Regions from separate parts of the Homo sapiens genome. Here region 2 is linked to region 1. Evidence: chromatin loops called from intact Hi-C (ENCODE). Cell type or tissue: breast epithelium. All regions are shown on one strand.

Evidence for each region. Peaks named below come from ENCODE experiments on the same cell type or tissue, not always from the same donor. Only the 100,000 strongest peaks of a DNase experiment are listed, where the experiment ranks them.
Region 2: it touches region 1 in a loop (6-fold over the local background); 94 of 110 quality-filtered maps call a loop at or near these places.

What each region holds. Positions count from the first base shown.
Region 1 is chr4:184,525,003-184,533,002 of GRCh38, reverse strand. The region is part of intron 1 of LINC02427 (long intergenic non-protein coding RNA 2427); the gene reads left to right. Among named protein-coding and RNA genes, the nearest start is that of LINC02427, 8.6 kb to the left of the region's middle. RefSeq lists an enhancer at 3,288-3,813. In breast epithelium, no CTCF peak of the experiment used is centred here; a DNase peak (open chromatin) is centred at 3,412; H3K27ac peaks cover 1,123 bases.
Region 2 is chr4:184,269,301-184,277,300 of GRCh38, reverse strand. It overlaps LOC105377582 (a long non-coding RNA gene), which reads left to right. Exons shown (of 6, transcript XR_939552.3): 3 at 1-124; 4 at 1,255-1,480. LOC105377584 (a long non-coding RNA gene) reads right to left here. Exons shown (of 2, transcript XR_007058414.1): 2 at 3,039-3,292. Among named protein-coding and RNA genes, the nearest start is that of MYL12BP2, 41 kb to the left of the region's middle. RefSeq lists enhancers at 902-2,101, 3,039-3,208, 3,499-3,548. In breast epithelium, no CTCF peak of the experiment used is centred here; no DNase peak of the experiment used is centred here.

The sequences.
Region 1 (8,000 bases):
GCTCACTACAAACTCCGCCTCCTGGGTACCAGGGATTCTTCTGCCTCGGCCCCCCAAGTAGCTGGGACTACAGGCGTGCGACACCACGCTTGGCTAATTTTTGTATTTTTAGTAGAGATGGGGTTTCACCATGTTGCCCAGGCTGGTCTCAAACTCCTGAGCTCAGGTGATCTGCCTGCTTCGACCTCCCAGAGTGCTGGGATTACAGGCATGAGCCATGGCGCTCATAGATACAGGTATAGATTGAAGTTCTTTTTTTTCTTTCAGCAAATGGATATCTAATTGTTTCAGTATCATTGGCTGAAAAGACTATTGTTTTTCCACAGAATTTCCTTTAACTTTGTCAAAAATTAATCACCCACGTTTGTGGAAATAATTCTGTTCTCTCTATTCTGTTTCATTAGCCTATTTGTCTATCTCTATGCCAAGATAACACTGTCCTGATTACTGTACCTTTATAATAAACCTTCAAATCAGGTAGTGTTAGCCCTTCAACTTCATTCTCCATTTTAAAAGTTGTTTGGGCTGTTCCAAGTCCTTTAATTTCCCTGTGAATTTTAGAATTAGCTTTTCAATTTATATTAAAAACTTTGCTAAGATTGTAATTGGGATTCTCTTAAATCTGTAGATCAATAGATTTAACTGACATATCAACAATATTGAGTCATATACGTGCATGCCCATGAATAAGGTGTATTTCTCCATTCATTTAGCTCTTTAATTTCTCTGGTAAAAATTTCTTCAATAGGACATCAAAAGCACTAGGCATAAAAAGAATATTGATAAATTGGACTCACCCAAATTAAAAATTCTGCTTTTAATTTTTTTAGTTAAAATTTTATTACTAATATTATTTTTGATGGACAGATCTTAATTTTATACATTTATTGGGTACAATGTGATGCCTTGATATATGTATACAATATGACATGATTAAATCAAGCTAATTAAACATGTCCATCACCTTGCTTACTGTCATTTTTTAGGGTGAGACATTTGAAATTTACCGTGTTATTCTGAAATATATAACACATTATTATGACTCTGGTTACTTTGCTGTGCAATAGATCTCAAAGTCTATTCCCCTTGTCTGTCTGAAACTTGTGCCCTTTGATTAACAGCTCCTCATTCCCTGCATCCTCACCACCCTACCACCTCAACCTCTGGTAACCATCATTCTATTCTCTATGTCTATGAATTTAACTTATTAGATCCACATATAAGTAAGATTATTCAATATTTGTCTTTCTGTGCTTGTTAATTTCACTTAGCATAATGTCCTTCAGATTAATCTATTTTGCCATAAACAGTATTTTGGGACTAAATAATATTCTATTGTATATATATATCTCAGAGACGCTCTCAAGAGAATAAAGAGACTGGGAGATAATATTTGAAAATCATATCTGTTAAAGGATTGGTATCTATGATATTAAAAAAAACTCTCAAAAGCCAACAATAAGAAAGCAAACAACTCAATTAAAAAATGAGCAAAAGATTTGAACGACACTTGTTCAAAGAAAGCCTGTGGATGGCAAATAAGCACATGAAAAGATGCTCAACTTCATTAGTCAGTAGAGAAATGCAAAATTTTTTATGTGTATAAATTTACAGGCACAAGTGCAATTTTGTTATATGCATTCATTACATAGCAGTGAAGTAAAAGCTTTTACAATATCCGTCCCCAAATAATGTGTATTGTACCCATTAAGTAATTTCTCAGGGAAATGCAAATTAAAACCACAAGGAGAAACCACACCTACTGGAATGATAAAAATAAAAAAAATCTGACTATATGCTAAGTGTTGTTTGGATGTGGAGGATCTGGAACTCTTATTCACTGCTGGTGGGAATATAAAACTGTGCAAATACTCTGCAAAACAGTTTTGCAGTTTCTTAAAAATTTAAATGTACACCTGTCATCTGATCTGGCTATTCCATTCTCATATTTAGCCTGGACAAATGAAAGCATATGTCTCTACAAAGACGTGTATTTGAATGTTCGTAGAAGCTTTACTTGTAATAGACCCAAGCTGGAAATAACCCAAATGTCTATCAGCAGGTGAATGGATAAACAAACTGTGGTATATTTAAATAGTACTCAGCAATAACAGGGAGGGAACTATTGGGGCATGCTGCAACATGGATGAATCTCAAAATTATTATGCTGTGTGAGACAAGCAAGGCAAATAAAAACGTACATATTGTATGATTTTCACTTATAAAAATTCTACAAGATGCAAATGCATGTATAACAACAGAAAGGTGGTCTGGGAAGGAGGGGCAAGAGGGAGGGATTTCAAAGGGGCCCTAGAAAGTTTCCAAGGGTGATAGATATGTTCATTATTTTGATTGTGATGATGGTTTTACAAGCATATTCATGTGCCAATACTTATTACACTGTACATACAAAATACTGTCATCCCTCAGTACCCAAGGGGGATTGATTTCAGGACCCTCAAAGATACCAAATTCCATTTGCATATAACCTACACACATCCTCCCATATACTTTAAATCATCTCAAGATTACTGTATTAGTCCGTTTTCATGCTACTGATAAAGACATACCCGAGACTGGGTAATTTATAAAGAAAAAGAACGGACTCACAGTTCCACGTGGCTGTGGAGGCCTCACAATCATGGTGGAAGGTGAAAGGCACGTCTTACATGGTGGCAGGAAAGAGAGAATCAGAATCAAGCGAAAGAGGAAACCCCTTATAAAATCATCAGATCTCGTGAGACTTATTCACTACCACAAGAACAGTATGGGGGAAGCTGCCCCCATGATTCAATGATCTCCCACCAGGTCCCTCCCACAACATGTGGGAATTATGGGAGCTACAATTGAAGATGAGATTTGGGTGGGTGGGGACACAGCCAAACCGTATCAATTACTTATAGTACCAAATACAGTGTAAATGCTACATTACTATACTGTATTGTTTTGGGAATAACGACAAGGGAAAAAAATCTGCACATGATCAGTATAGAGGCAACCATCCATTTTTTTCCAAATACTTTTGATCTGAATTGGTTGAATCCATGGATACAGAACCCATGGATATGGAGGGCCAATTGTATATACAGTTTATTGTTTGTCAATTACAGCTCAATAGTCTTTCTAAATTAAAAAATGTAGCAAGAATAATATACGTATTCCCATCACCCAGCTTCAGTACTTTTCAGCATCCTGCTATTCTCTTTCAAGGAGTTTTTCTGTAAAGGGGAAAGGAGAGATGGTCTGTATCTAGAAAGAGATGTGGAATCACATAAGAATTTTTGTTTTTTATTAAGGTGGGAGACACGACAGCACATCTATATGCTGGGGAGGGGTGAGCGCAAATTGATGCAAGAGTAAGAGGAACTTCCTGAGTCTTTGTGTGGGCAGGACCAGCAGGGATGGTGTCTTGTGTGCAAAGGCAGGAAGGGCCTCAGGGGAGAGGACAGCTCATCCAGACCAGCAGGGAAGACAAAGACATGAACGGGGTTTTCTTAGTATCCCACACAGACTCTTTGTTAATATATCAATGACGACAACCATAGAATAGTTAATAGGCCTTTGTATTCGTTCGTAAGATGAGTCACACAAATCCAGCAGTACTTGAGTTCCTTGGATGAAGTTTTCAACAAGGACACCTTGAGGATCTTGTAGGTATAGATTTCTCTGTATCTCCAGCTAAGGAGTGATGCACCCCCAACCCAACTCTCCTTTGAAGCAATGCTTACTTGGTCTGAATTGATCAATTGGTAGAGATGATAGAAAGTCCTCCACCTGTGTATTCAGTAGAAAATTATACTGTCATTCTATTTTTTTTTCAGTGTTAATGGTATTCTCATAAAAGCTTCCATTCCCTGTCCCCTTGTCGGTACCACCACCATCACTCTAATCACCGTTACCTATGCAACAAAAATAGCAGTAACTACCATTTAATAAGTGGTGCTCTCTGAGGCCAGGAAGTCAGGAGGTCGAGGCTGCAGTGAGCCAGGATTCACCACAGCACTCCAGCTGGGTGACTCTGTCTCAAAAAAAAAAAAGGAGGGCTGGGCTCCGCCATCTCACTTCTCTTCACAACAGCCACATGGGGTCATGTATGACTGTATCAGCCCCTGTTAACATTTGTGGAAAGTTAGGCTTACAGAATTAGGCTACTGCCTATTGTCACATCTCAGAAGCATCAGAGCCAGAATTGAAATCCAAGTCCAGGTGACTCCAAAGTACTTGCCCTTAACAATAATTTTCTGTCATACCACCTCCCTTTATGAGTGAGAATTTTTCCTGGCAAGAGTAGATATATGCATGTTTTCCCTCCAATTCTCATTTATTGTAAAGACCACATTTTGACAATAATAAAGGAACTCAGAAGAATGAAAATAATTCACAGTTCCAACATCCTCTTGCAGCAACTGTTTTCATTTTTCTCCATTTCCTTTTGACCCGTATCCATACATACATCATTTACATAGTTGTAAATGCAATTTTATTTTCTGCTTTTATGCTTAATGTTATACCAAACATTTTTCTTTTTGCTATTTAGTCTTTGATAGATGCACAGTATTCCATGTTGTTTATGTGCCACAGTTTAAACAATCACCCACGATGGACAGCAATTTGTTTCCAGTTTCTTAGTTTTTAAACTATGCTGCAACAAACCATTTCGTTTTCCTCCCATCTTTTGTCATTTTTTTCTTAGAATAAATTCCCAAGAGTGAGATGACGGAACAAGCATTTGAACATGTTTATGGATTTAATACTTTAAAAGGAAGTGAAATTGGGAGAGTTTGTATCTTACATCACAGTGGATAACTTTCACAGCTGGCAAGAACAGATTAACTACATGAATTATCGTTTAGGTGGACCAAAATTAAAGACAAATGGGGAGTGACTGCTAAGGGGGACAGGGTGTCTTTTTGAGGTGATGAAATGTTCTGGAATACGATAGCAGTCATGGTTGCACGACTTTGCCAATGTGCTAAGAACACTGAATTGTATGTATACTTTAAAAGGATGGATTTTGTGGTATGTGAATTATATCTCAATAAAGCTGTTATTAAAAATTAAAGAAAAAATTTCAGACACTCCTAGTAATAGTTTTAACCATTGCTATAGGAGAATTCTAGATTTGTTTTTTTATGTGGAGGCAGCATATCAATAGTGTTTAAGAGCATAAAACCATCAGAGTTTGAATTGTAGGGTCATGACTTATCTGCTCTGTGGCCCTTGGCAAGTGCTATAGGTTGGGTCCTCCCAAAGCCAGTGCTGAGACAGAGTTTGGGGTGCAGGGTGTTTGTTAAGGATCAACACAGGACAGGCCAATGGCGGAAGCAGGACTGGGCAGAGAAAGGGGTGGAAATGAGATGCAGGCCCGACGCAGCTGCGCCAGCCCTGCAGGAGCTCCAGACAGTCAGTGCTCCTGCACTGGACTGAAACGGCCAGACCTTTATACACTGGCCTGGCTCCGAAGCGTGCTGTGGTGCGGCCCAGGAAGGGCATTAATGAGGGGCTCTGTATCTAGGGCTGACCTGAACAGCTGGCAGCAGAAGGCCCACTGCATTGGTCACCTCCCCACAGCCGGGCAACAAGGCCAGGTCTGACCAGGGGTCTGGGTGGCACTTCTTTGTGTCTACCATAGCAAGTTGCTTTCACTGCTTTTGCCTCTGTTTCCTCACCTGCAAAATTGAGATGATAACAGTATCTACCACTTAAGATTGCTAGAAAATTAAATGCAATAACACATATGAAGTACTTAGAGCAGTGCCTGTCATATAATAAATGTTCAAAACATACTAGCTATTGTTATTTTACTTTATTTATTTATTTATTTTTTTTGAGATAGAGTCTTGCTCTGTCACCCAGGCTGGAGTGCAGTGGCATGATCTTGGCTCATTGAAACCTCCTCCTCCCAGGTTCAAGCGATTCTCCTGCCTCAACTGCCCAAGTAGCTGGGACTATAGGCGCCTGCCACTGTGCCTGGCTAATTTTTGTATTTTTAGTAGAGATGGGGTTTCACCATATTGGCCAGGCTGTCTTGAACTCCTGACCTTGTGATCCGCCCACTTCAGCCTCCCAAAGTGCTGGGATTACAGGCATGAGCCACCGCACCCAGCCTGCTGTTGTTACTTTATTATTACTCTACTGAATAATATAGTCAGCTTTGCCCAGTCTATGCTAAAGAATTACCATGCAGCATATATACTGAGAAGTCTGTGAAGACTTAAAAAAAAGAGACTTTATTTTTTGAAGCAGTTTTAAGTTCACAGCAAAATTGAGCCCTTGCTCCCATACATGCACAGCCTCCTTCACTCTTCTGAAGACTTTTAAGAAAAGGAATGACAGCTCTCTGAGATGACTTATGTGTATGTTGAGGCCAGAATTGCCAGGACCTACAAGGAGCGAGGTGAATGATGTTGTGAAAGCTTCCCTGCCTCCAATTCTCCATGATCTGCCTATTCCTGACAGATATTTCTGTCTCATTCAATTATTCTTGGTTATTAACAGCTTTACATGGTGAGGATGGGTTTATTGAACCCTGCCTACTGTCACAATTAACTGAGAGCAGAACCTCAAATTGAGGAAGTGAGTTTTGATAAATAGATTAGGGTTCTAGAATGGGAGGAGCTGCCTAGTGCAGGGATTCGGAGCAGTGGGCCTGGCTGTCACAAAGAACAGAGCATGTGCCTAGGGATGACCAAATACAGTTCTAGAGAAGGAAAGATAGCCTAGATTTTTACTTTTAAGTTTTTGGGTCAATTTCAATGTCATCCACATTGGATAGCAGAAAATTTTTCTGTTGAAGCAGCTGTTTTTTAAAAAATTATACCACAAAATGGACTTTTCATGGGGGTGTGTGCTTTCTATGAATTTTAATACATGTATAAGTTCATCCCTACAAACCATCCCCACAAACAGGATACAGAACAATTCCACTACTAGAAAAAATTCCCTGTTCCCTATCCTTGTGGACACACTAAGCTTTCATAACCATGGATCTCTTCTCCAACACTACAGCTCAAGACAGCTCTGCTTTTAATAATCTTGCCTTTTATCTTGATGGAGTTTGCAAAAAAAATGTGGGCTTTGTCCCCAAACAACAGAATATACATTATTCTCTTTGCCACATGGCACTTACTCTAAAATTGATCATATAATTGGAAGTAAAACACTCCTCAGCAAATGCAAAAGAACTGCAATCATAACAAACAGTCTCTCAGACCATAGCACCATCAGATTAGAACTCAATATTAAGAAATTCACTCAAAACTACACAACTACATGGAAACTGAACAACCTGCTCCTGAATGACTCTTGGGTAAATGACGAAATTAAGACAGAAATCAAGACGTTCTTTGAAACTAGTGAGAATAAAGATAGAACATACCAGAATCTCTGGGATGCAGCTAAAGCAGTGTTAAGAGGGAAATTTATAGTACTAAATGCCTATATTAAAAAGCTAGAAAGATCTCAAGTTAACAACCTAACATTACAACTAAAAGGACTAGAGAAACAAGAGCAAACGAACCCCAAAGCTAGCAGAAGACAAGAAATAACCAAGATCAAAGCTGAACTGAAGGAGATAGAGACACAAAAATCCCTTCAAAAATTAACAAATCCAGGATCTGGTTTTTTAAAAAAATTAATAGGCCACTAGCTAGACTAATAAAGAAGAAAAGAGATAAGATTCAAATACACATAATCAGAAATTATAAGGGGGATATCACCACTTATTCCACAGAAATACAATTATCAGAGAATACCATAAACACCTTTATGCATGTAAACTGGACAATCTAGAAGAAATGGATCAATTCCTGGACACATACACCCGCTCAAGACTCAACCAGGAAGAAATTGAATCCCCGAATAGTCCAATAACAAGTTCTGAAATTGAGGCAGTAATAAATAGCCTACCAACCAAGAAAAGCCTAGGACCAGACAGATTCACAGCTGAGAATTCTCCCAGAGGTACAAAGAAGAGCTGGCACCATTTCTACTGAAACTAT
Region 2 (8,000 bases), 260 kb after region 1:
CTTGAAGCAATGGCCTAAGCTGGATCTCGACCCCTTTTAGCCACAGCTGAAACTGGAATGGCTGGGATGCAGGACACCAAGTCCCAAGGCTGCACAGAGCAACAGGTCCCTGGGCCAGGCCCAGGTAACCATTTTCCCCTCCTAGGCCTCCAGGCTTGTGATGGGAGGGGCTGCTGTGAAGTTCTCTGACATGTCCTGGAGACATTTTCCCCATCGTCTTGGTGATTAACATTCAGCTCCTCATTACTTGTGCAAATTTCTGCAGCCTGCTTGAATTTCTTCCCAGGAAATGGGTTTTTCTTTTCTATCACGTCATCAGGCTGAAAATTTTCCAAACTTTTATGCTCTGTTTTTCTTGAACACTTTGTCACTTAGAAATTTCTTTTGCCAGATATCCTAAATCATCTCTCTCAAGTTCAAAGTTCCACAGATCTCTAGGGCAGAGACAAAATGCCACCAGTCTCTTTGCTAAAGCATAGCACGACCTTTATTCCAGTTCCCAACAAGTTCCTCATCTCCATCTGAGACCACCTCAGCCTATACTTCACTGTCCATATCACTATCAGCATTTTGGTCAAAGCCATTCTACAAGTCTCTAGGAAGTTCCAAACTTTCCCGCATCTTCCTGTCTTCTTCTGAGCCCTCTAAGCTATTTCAACCTCTGCCTCTTACCGAGTTCTAAAGTTGCTTCCACATTTTTCCGTACCAGTATAGCAGCACCCCACTCTTGGTACCAATTTACTGTATAAGTCTGTTCTCACACTGCTGTGAAGAAATACCTGATACTGGGTAATTGATAATGAAAAGAGGTTTAATTGACTCACAGTTCCATATGGCTGGGGAGGCCACAGGAAACTTACAATCATGGCAGAAGGCACCTCTTCACAGGGCAGCAGGAGAGAGAATGAGTATACAGCGAAGAGGGAAGCCCTTTGTAAAAGCATCAGATCTCATGAGAACTCACGGTCATGAGATCGGCATGGGGGAAACTGCCCCCATGATTCAATTATCTTCACCTTGTCTCACCCTTGACACGTGGGGATTATTACGATTCAAGGTGAGATTTGGATGGGGACACAGAGACACACAAACTATATCAACACCCTTTAGTCTTGACACTCACAGGTACTTGCCCAAATCCACAGGGAAAAGCTTGGCTCAGTTGCTGGGGTGTGCCATCCACACATTCATCACAAAGTAAAATAATGCCTAACAAAACTGAACACCTGACTCTTTTCCTGAAAACTTTTAAAGCATTAGGCCTATCAAGTGTCATGCACAGCTCAAGAGGAAATGCTATCTGGAAATCCCCCAACTCCCATGGAAATTCCCAGCTGGCTCCCTGTACACTGCAGATACCTGAAGTGGTTTTGAAGACTGGGCAGCTAAGACCTAAGTGAAGAAGAATTCCTCCCCTGCAAGGATGACCAAGAACCCAGCCGCTCTGTTTCCTTCCCGACTGGAGTCCTCTTCTCCACTGGTAGGCACTGACCCCTGCAGAAGCTGCCCCAAGCTTCTGGGACCCAGTAGCACCTTTGACGTGGTGGTCGGTGTTCCCAGTAACATCTCCTTTCTCTGCAGCACCCAGCTCTTAGACTGAAAAGCACAGAGCTTTCCCCACTTCCTTTAATAAACTCAGGAAAGAGTGGGGCTTGGATGGGCTATTTCAGCAATCCGGAACACTTAACAGGCCCAAATACTTTTCTATTTCATGCCTCAGCCCAACTCAGGCAACTCCTATTTTCCTCCTGGAAATGAGAAGTGGACATCCAGGAAGGGCTGTGGAAGAGGCAGAAGTCAGGAGGCTGCGGGTAACTGGGGGCGAGTCGAGTGGTTCTGAGGGCCAGTGTTAAGGTGTAGGCAGCAGAACAGCAGCGAGGGTGGGGTAGGCAGTGGAGTATTAAGAGGGACTGTCACCGAGGGGCAGCTCCACCTGCCCCAGCTGTTGGTCTCAAAAATAAACCAAGCCAGATGCTAGTTAAGTGGTAAAGAAGGATTGTAATATCTATTGCAATAGGGAGAAGGCCCAGCCCAGACTGAACTCCAGTTTGATTTGTGCAGTAGAGACTGGGCGTTTTAAAGGGAGAGTGAGAGAATTGGGCAGGGGTGACCAGGGCTCAGTGGGGTCAGAGAAGTGGAAAACTACAAACAGCAGAGCGGGCTTGGTCCATGAGAAACCCACCTGGGTTTGTTAACAGCCTCCCTCACAGACTGGGGCACAGGGGCCCGATCTCTGGGTGTTGGCTGGAGCAAATGGCAAACTTGTTTGGCAGCCTTGTGTGTCCTTGGGATTGCCTCCCAAGGACACCCAAGGTGGCTGGGGTCACCTAGGGATGCGGCCTTGAGCTATGAGAAGCCATGCTAGTGTTTGTCCAAGTCTTTCTAGGCCAGGGTTGAGGCCTAGTTGAGAAGAGGGCTCAGGGGAGCCTCAGTCGAGTTTGGTCCAGGAGAGAATCTGTCACTGGCCTGAAGTGGTCTCCTTCATACTGAGTGTCCTCAACAGTGGCTTTGATTCTGGGGCCAGGCTGCTAAACACATGGAGCTGATAGTCAGGGCTGTGCTGAGCTGGGAGCCTGACCACATGATTCAGTGTCCTTGGGGTAGGGCTCAGAAGGGTGATCACAGATTTCAGCTCCGACCCAGTATGCACAGATGGTGAAAGGGGCGGCCCACTCTGGAGCCACGGCCACATCCAGGCTTTGGGGTGGAGTTGGGGCTGGCTGTTGGTTCTGCCGAGCCCAGGGGGAAGATAAACCCTTTCCTCTGAGCCTCCATTTCCTCGCTTGCAAAATGAGGACAGGGCCTTTCTCCTGGGGCTGGTGGATCAGAGAGAAGCATTCCAGTAATGTGAGTAGCACTTAATTAGCATTCAGTAAATACTCATTCCTCTCTTCCTTCAGAGGAAAGTTCAGGCAGTGTCTGATTTAATAAACAGGTTAAAGACCAAAATGCCCCCTGTAAGTTGGTTGGTTGTAATTTAGAAATGTATTATATTTAGATTCCCAAGACCACTCATAAACACTCATTTATGCTGTGTGTAACTTAGAAACATGTTATATTTAGATTCCCAAGACCACTCACATTCATTTATGCCAGATATGGACACTTCACCACAGGCTTATAACAAAAAGTACAGAAGAAAAAAACAATCTTTTTGCCAGCTTGTTTCCATGTGCCAGACGTTTGTGAGTGAGGGGCCCGAACTGTGAAGGGTGCCCATGCTGGTGCCTCCTCCCGAGAGTGCAGAAGGCAAGCACCCGAGCTCAGCTCTTGTCGTCCTCACCCGGAGTTCCTGTGAATGTTAAGAGAACACAGCTTAGTGTCAGCTTTGAGTTCACATTTTGACTCCCCTGCTGAGTAATTCTGTGGCATGGGGCAAGTCATTTAACCTATCTAAGCGTCAGTTTCCTCATCTGTGAAATGGGCTAAGAACAGTCACTCCTCAGAGGGTTCTTTCGAGGGTTAAATGAGAAAACTCATGAAAAGTGCATGGTGGAGTATCTGGCCAATCACTAGGCCAAGTGTCCCCTTGGGGCGTTCATCTCTGTGCTGCAAGAGCTTGCTGGCTTGGCGTGGTGGCTCATGCCTGTAATCCCAGCATTTTGGGAGGCTGAGGCAGACCGATTTCTTGAGCCCAGGAGCTCGAGATTAGCCTGGTCGACATGGCGAAACTGCATCTCTGCAAACAATCCAAAAGTTAGCCAGGCATAGTGGTGTGCTCCTGTAGTCCCAGGTACTTAGGAGGCTGAGGTAGGAGGATTGCTTGAGCCTGGGAGGTCAAGGTTGCAATGAGCTGAGATAGATTGCAACACTGCACTCCAGCCTGGGCGACAGAGGGAGACCCTGCCTCAAAAGAAAGAAAGAAAGAAGAGCTTGTGCACAAGTGGTGTTCAGGGAATGTCTGGAGACCTGATCTCAAGTGCTGCCTTGGTGTATGGGCTGCCTCCCGCCTGGAGGCACAGAGCTCAGGAACAGAAGGTGGGAGGGCAGCAGGACTCCCCCAGCCTTCAAGACAGCCTCCTTTACGACAGCCACAGATAGGGATGGGATGGTGGGGTTTCTGCTGAGCAACTTTTATAGACTGAATAGGTGTGAAGCCAGAGGAAACAGAACTCTAGAAAACAACTGGCCTCCCAGTTGTTTCTGGAAACCCAGACGGGAAGCTGCATCAAGCTCTGAGGCTTCCTAGGAGTCAGAACTCTGGTCTTGGCTCACAGTGACTGAGAAGTGAAGGGTAGCCGAAACTGTAGAGTCACAAGGGACACTTTTATTTCATCTCAATGAATGCTTTTTGTTGGAGGAGGGATGAGATTCTAGAACCAAACTGCCCATTGTTGATGCATCTGTGAGGCCAGGAGAACCCACGGGTTTTGACCCGTAACCCTGGCGAGTATTAAATGTGATGATGGTGACTATGTACCCAGGCAGCTAGCCTCCTTATTGATTGATTGACTGACTGATTCATTGATTGATTGATTGATTCATTCATTCATTCACCAAACGTGCTCCTGTGGTATGCTGGACACTGTTCTAGTACTACAGGCACAGCAGGGACCAAAGCAGAAAAACGCCTGCCTGCCTTAGGGGACCAAGGGGACACAGATACGCTCCTGCCCTTTGGAAATAATTCCAGAGTACGGAGTGCAGGAAGGAATCAAGAAGAAGGAGGAAAAAGGACAGTAAAAGAAACATAAAAGCAGGAGGGGAGTGCAAGAAATGAAGACCCCCGGGTCAGAGCCCAGAGGAATCCACCACGTGGCTTGGGTGCTTCTGGTTATTACCATGGTTACCGGCCCTGATGGCCACCCCTGAAGCGGAAAGCCCATTTCTGTTATTTCTGTAACATTCATAGATGACAGTTCCAAAGCCTCTGTGTGGGTTGATTAAAATCTGCTAGTGAACATCCAGTGCTGAGGAAATGACCCAGAAATTCTCAACAGTTGATTTTTTTCTCCAAGACTGGGCATATCTACAAACAATTCAAATGTTTTACACAACGGGTGGTGGGGATTTCATTTGACCCTGTGATGTATTTATCAAAATATGGTTGCAGATTAGAAAGCAAGCCATGTACGTGGGAAAAGAGGGAAGCCAGAGGGTTGAGGGCCTAGGAAAGTCTGAACACGGGCATTGCTGGGTCAGGCCTTGGGGAGGGGAGCTCCCATACTAAGACGCCCAAGTCAGCAGGAAGCCTTGAGCCTGTGGGCACTGGATGGCCACAGTTTTGGGCAGAGCATGATTATGTGCCAAAAAGGTTAACTTACCCCTTTGCCATTTTCCCAGGGACCAGCTGTATCCACCTGACCTCCAAGAGCACTCTCCATGCCACGCACAGGGCACTGAGTGAACACCCACCTCATTTCTCCCAGCATGGAAAGTCATTCCAGGAATTCTGTGGGCAGTGGAGAGGCCCTTCCCCTTCCAGCATGGGAAAGCCAGGCTGGTTGGGAAGCAGCTCAACTCAAGCTGCTGCTGATACAGGTGCCCTCTCCTAGCCCCTCCCTTGTCCCCACCTGCATTTCACCTCAATTTCTATCTGCATATGTGTCAAGTTCTCCCAAATCCAGCAGCCACCATGCCTGGCCTCACCAAGGGCTTGCCTCATCTGAGCTATTTCAGTATAAATATTGAAAAAGAAAAGTATCCTTTTCCACTGATTTCAGCCAAGGCAGTTGAGATTTTTCAGAAGATTGCTCAGTAGAGCAAGAAGGAAATGGGAAGAAAAATTCAAAAGCTTAGACGTGGATGAGCTTACAAAGCATAGGTCTCTCTTACAAGCATCTAAATTCTCCTTCCAGGCTGACTTGGGCTCAGGGCATGGGCCCCAGGTAGTGGGAAACCAGACTAAGCTCTTTGCCTTTTAAAGCAAATTTAGTTGGCACGATTGGACTTCACGTTCTTTCAGAACCTGCTTGGAAAGTTAGAAGAGTGGGATTGGGGTCGTTTCCAGGCCATCCTGCTGCTTTGTGGCTATGCTGTAGTTTTGATCCCCCTGCCCTGGTTCTGTCCACTGGATGAAGACAATGCACTCTACCTGACCTTCTTGTCCTCCTCAGAGCAGTGTCTTATGGTATGCACCCCGCTCCCACACAGAATGAGAGATAGATGGATGGATGGATGGATGGATGGATGGATGGATGGAGAGATGGATGGATGGATGGATGGATGGATGGATGGATAAACAGATGGATTGATGGATAAATAGATAGATCAATACATAGATAGATAGATAGATAGATAGATAGATAGATAGATAGATAATAAACAGATGGATGGATAAATAGATGGGTAGTGGGACAGATGGAAAGATAGATGGATAGATGCGCAGATAGACGGATAAATGGATGGATGGATAGATGGATGGATAGAGGGATATATGGACAGATAGATGAATAAACAGATGGATGGATAGATGATAAATATATGGATGGATAGACAGACAGATAGGTGGATAGAGGGATAGATGGATAGATAGATGGATAAGTGGATAGATAGATAGATAGATAGATAGATAGATAGATAGATAGATGAATACATGGATAAACAGATGAATGGATAAATGGAGAGATGGATGGATGGATAGATAGACAGGTGGATAGAGGGATATCTAGATGGATCGATGGAAAAATTGATGGATGGATAGATAGGTTGATGGATGCAATGGATGGATTAGACAGATAGGAGAAATAGTAGCTGTTTGAATATTCATAATAATAACAACTCGGCAGAGACCCTGGAGTGCATGTAGGAATTGCTGGAGTGGTAAGAGGCCATGGATTTAGCACACAAGGGAAGCAGCAGCCTTCAGCAGGTGTGTGTTCAGGGAAGGAGGTGTGGTTAAGGCCGATCAGCCAGTGTTTGTGGAAGTTTTATTCTGATAGCTTCTGATTTATGATGAAATGATAACCCCTGTCAGGGGCTGGGCTTTGTGCTCGTGGAGACGCTGGTGGTTTGTAGAGAGAGAAGAGGTGAAATCAGAGTGGGAGGGTGACTGGATTAGGGAAGGGGTACAAAAAGTGCCCATCTGAGATTTATGATGATGAATTAAGGGGTGGCCTGCCAACAGGGCTTGGGGATTTCCTCCAGTCCCATTCAGCTGCAGGGTATGTGGAGAGTTGGCTTTAGTGAGGGTTGTGGTTTTGTCTAGAGTGTGACAAAGCCAGGGGGCAAGGGAGTTGATGGTGTACGGGTGGGGGGCGAGGTTACAGTGAATTCCCATGGGGTTAAGAGCTGTGGGAGAGGACAGAGGACAGAGGGCATCAGGTAGGTGGAGGACAGTGTAGAGATGGCAGGAGCTGTGTATTGAAGGACCTCACAGGGTCAAAGGACTATCTGAGTCTGGGTCCTAGAGGGAGTGAATGAAAAAGATAAAAAGTGGAGGCCCCAGAGTGGGCAGATATAATTGAGGTTGTCGGGGGTGGCAGTTATTGATAATGGTTTGATCACAGCTCAGGATATGAGCGTGAGAGTGGCCAAGGCAGGGAAGGGGGCATGGTCACTAGAGAAATAAATTCACAAACTGAGGGGACTGGTTCGGAAGAATCAACTAAATCAGTGGTTGGCAAACTGTGGCGCACTGGCCAAACCCAGCCTGCCACCTGTTTTGAAAATAACAGAGAATACAGACATGCCCACTCATTTGTGTATTTCCTATGATTGCTTCCATGCTACAGTGGCAGTGTCAATGCCAAAAATATTTATTATCTGACCCTTTATAGACAAAGTTCCCCAACTCCTGACCTAAGCGGATATTGCACTTACCATTGTTAGTGGGTTTAGGTGAACAAACAACATTCTACAACAAAAAATTTTAACTAACGTAATTCCTTATAATAAATACTCCTGGTGTAATGGCTATAGGCCAGCTGCCTTTGAAATTATGAAAACAAACTTTTCAACATACAGGAAAGCTCTTTGCCCTGCTTTGTATGCAGATATTTTGTTCAGCTTTGTGAGAACAAGAAACAGAGTAAGTATCAACTTAGCTTGAGTTATATGCT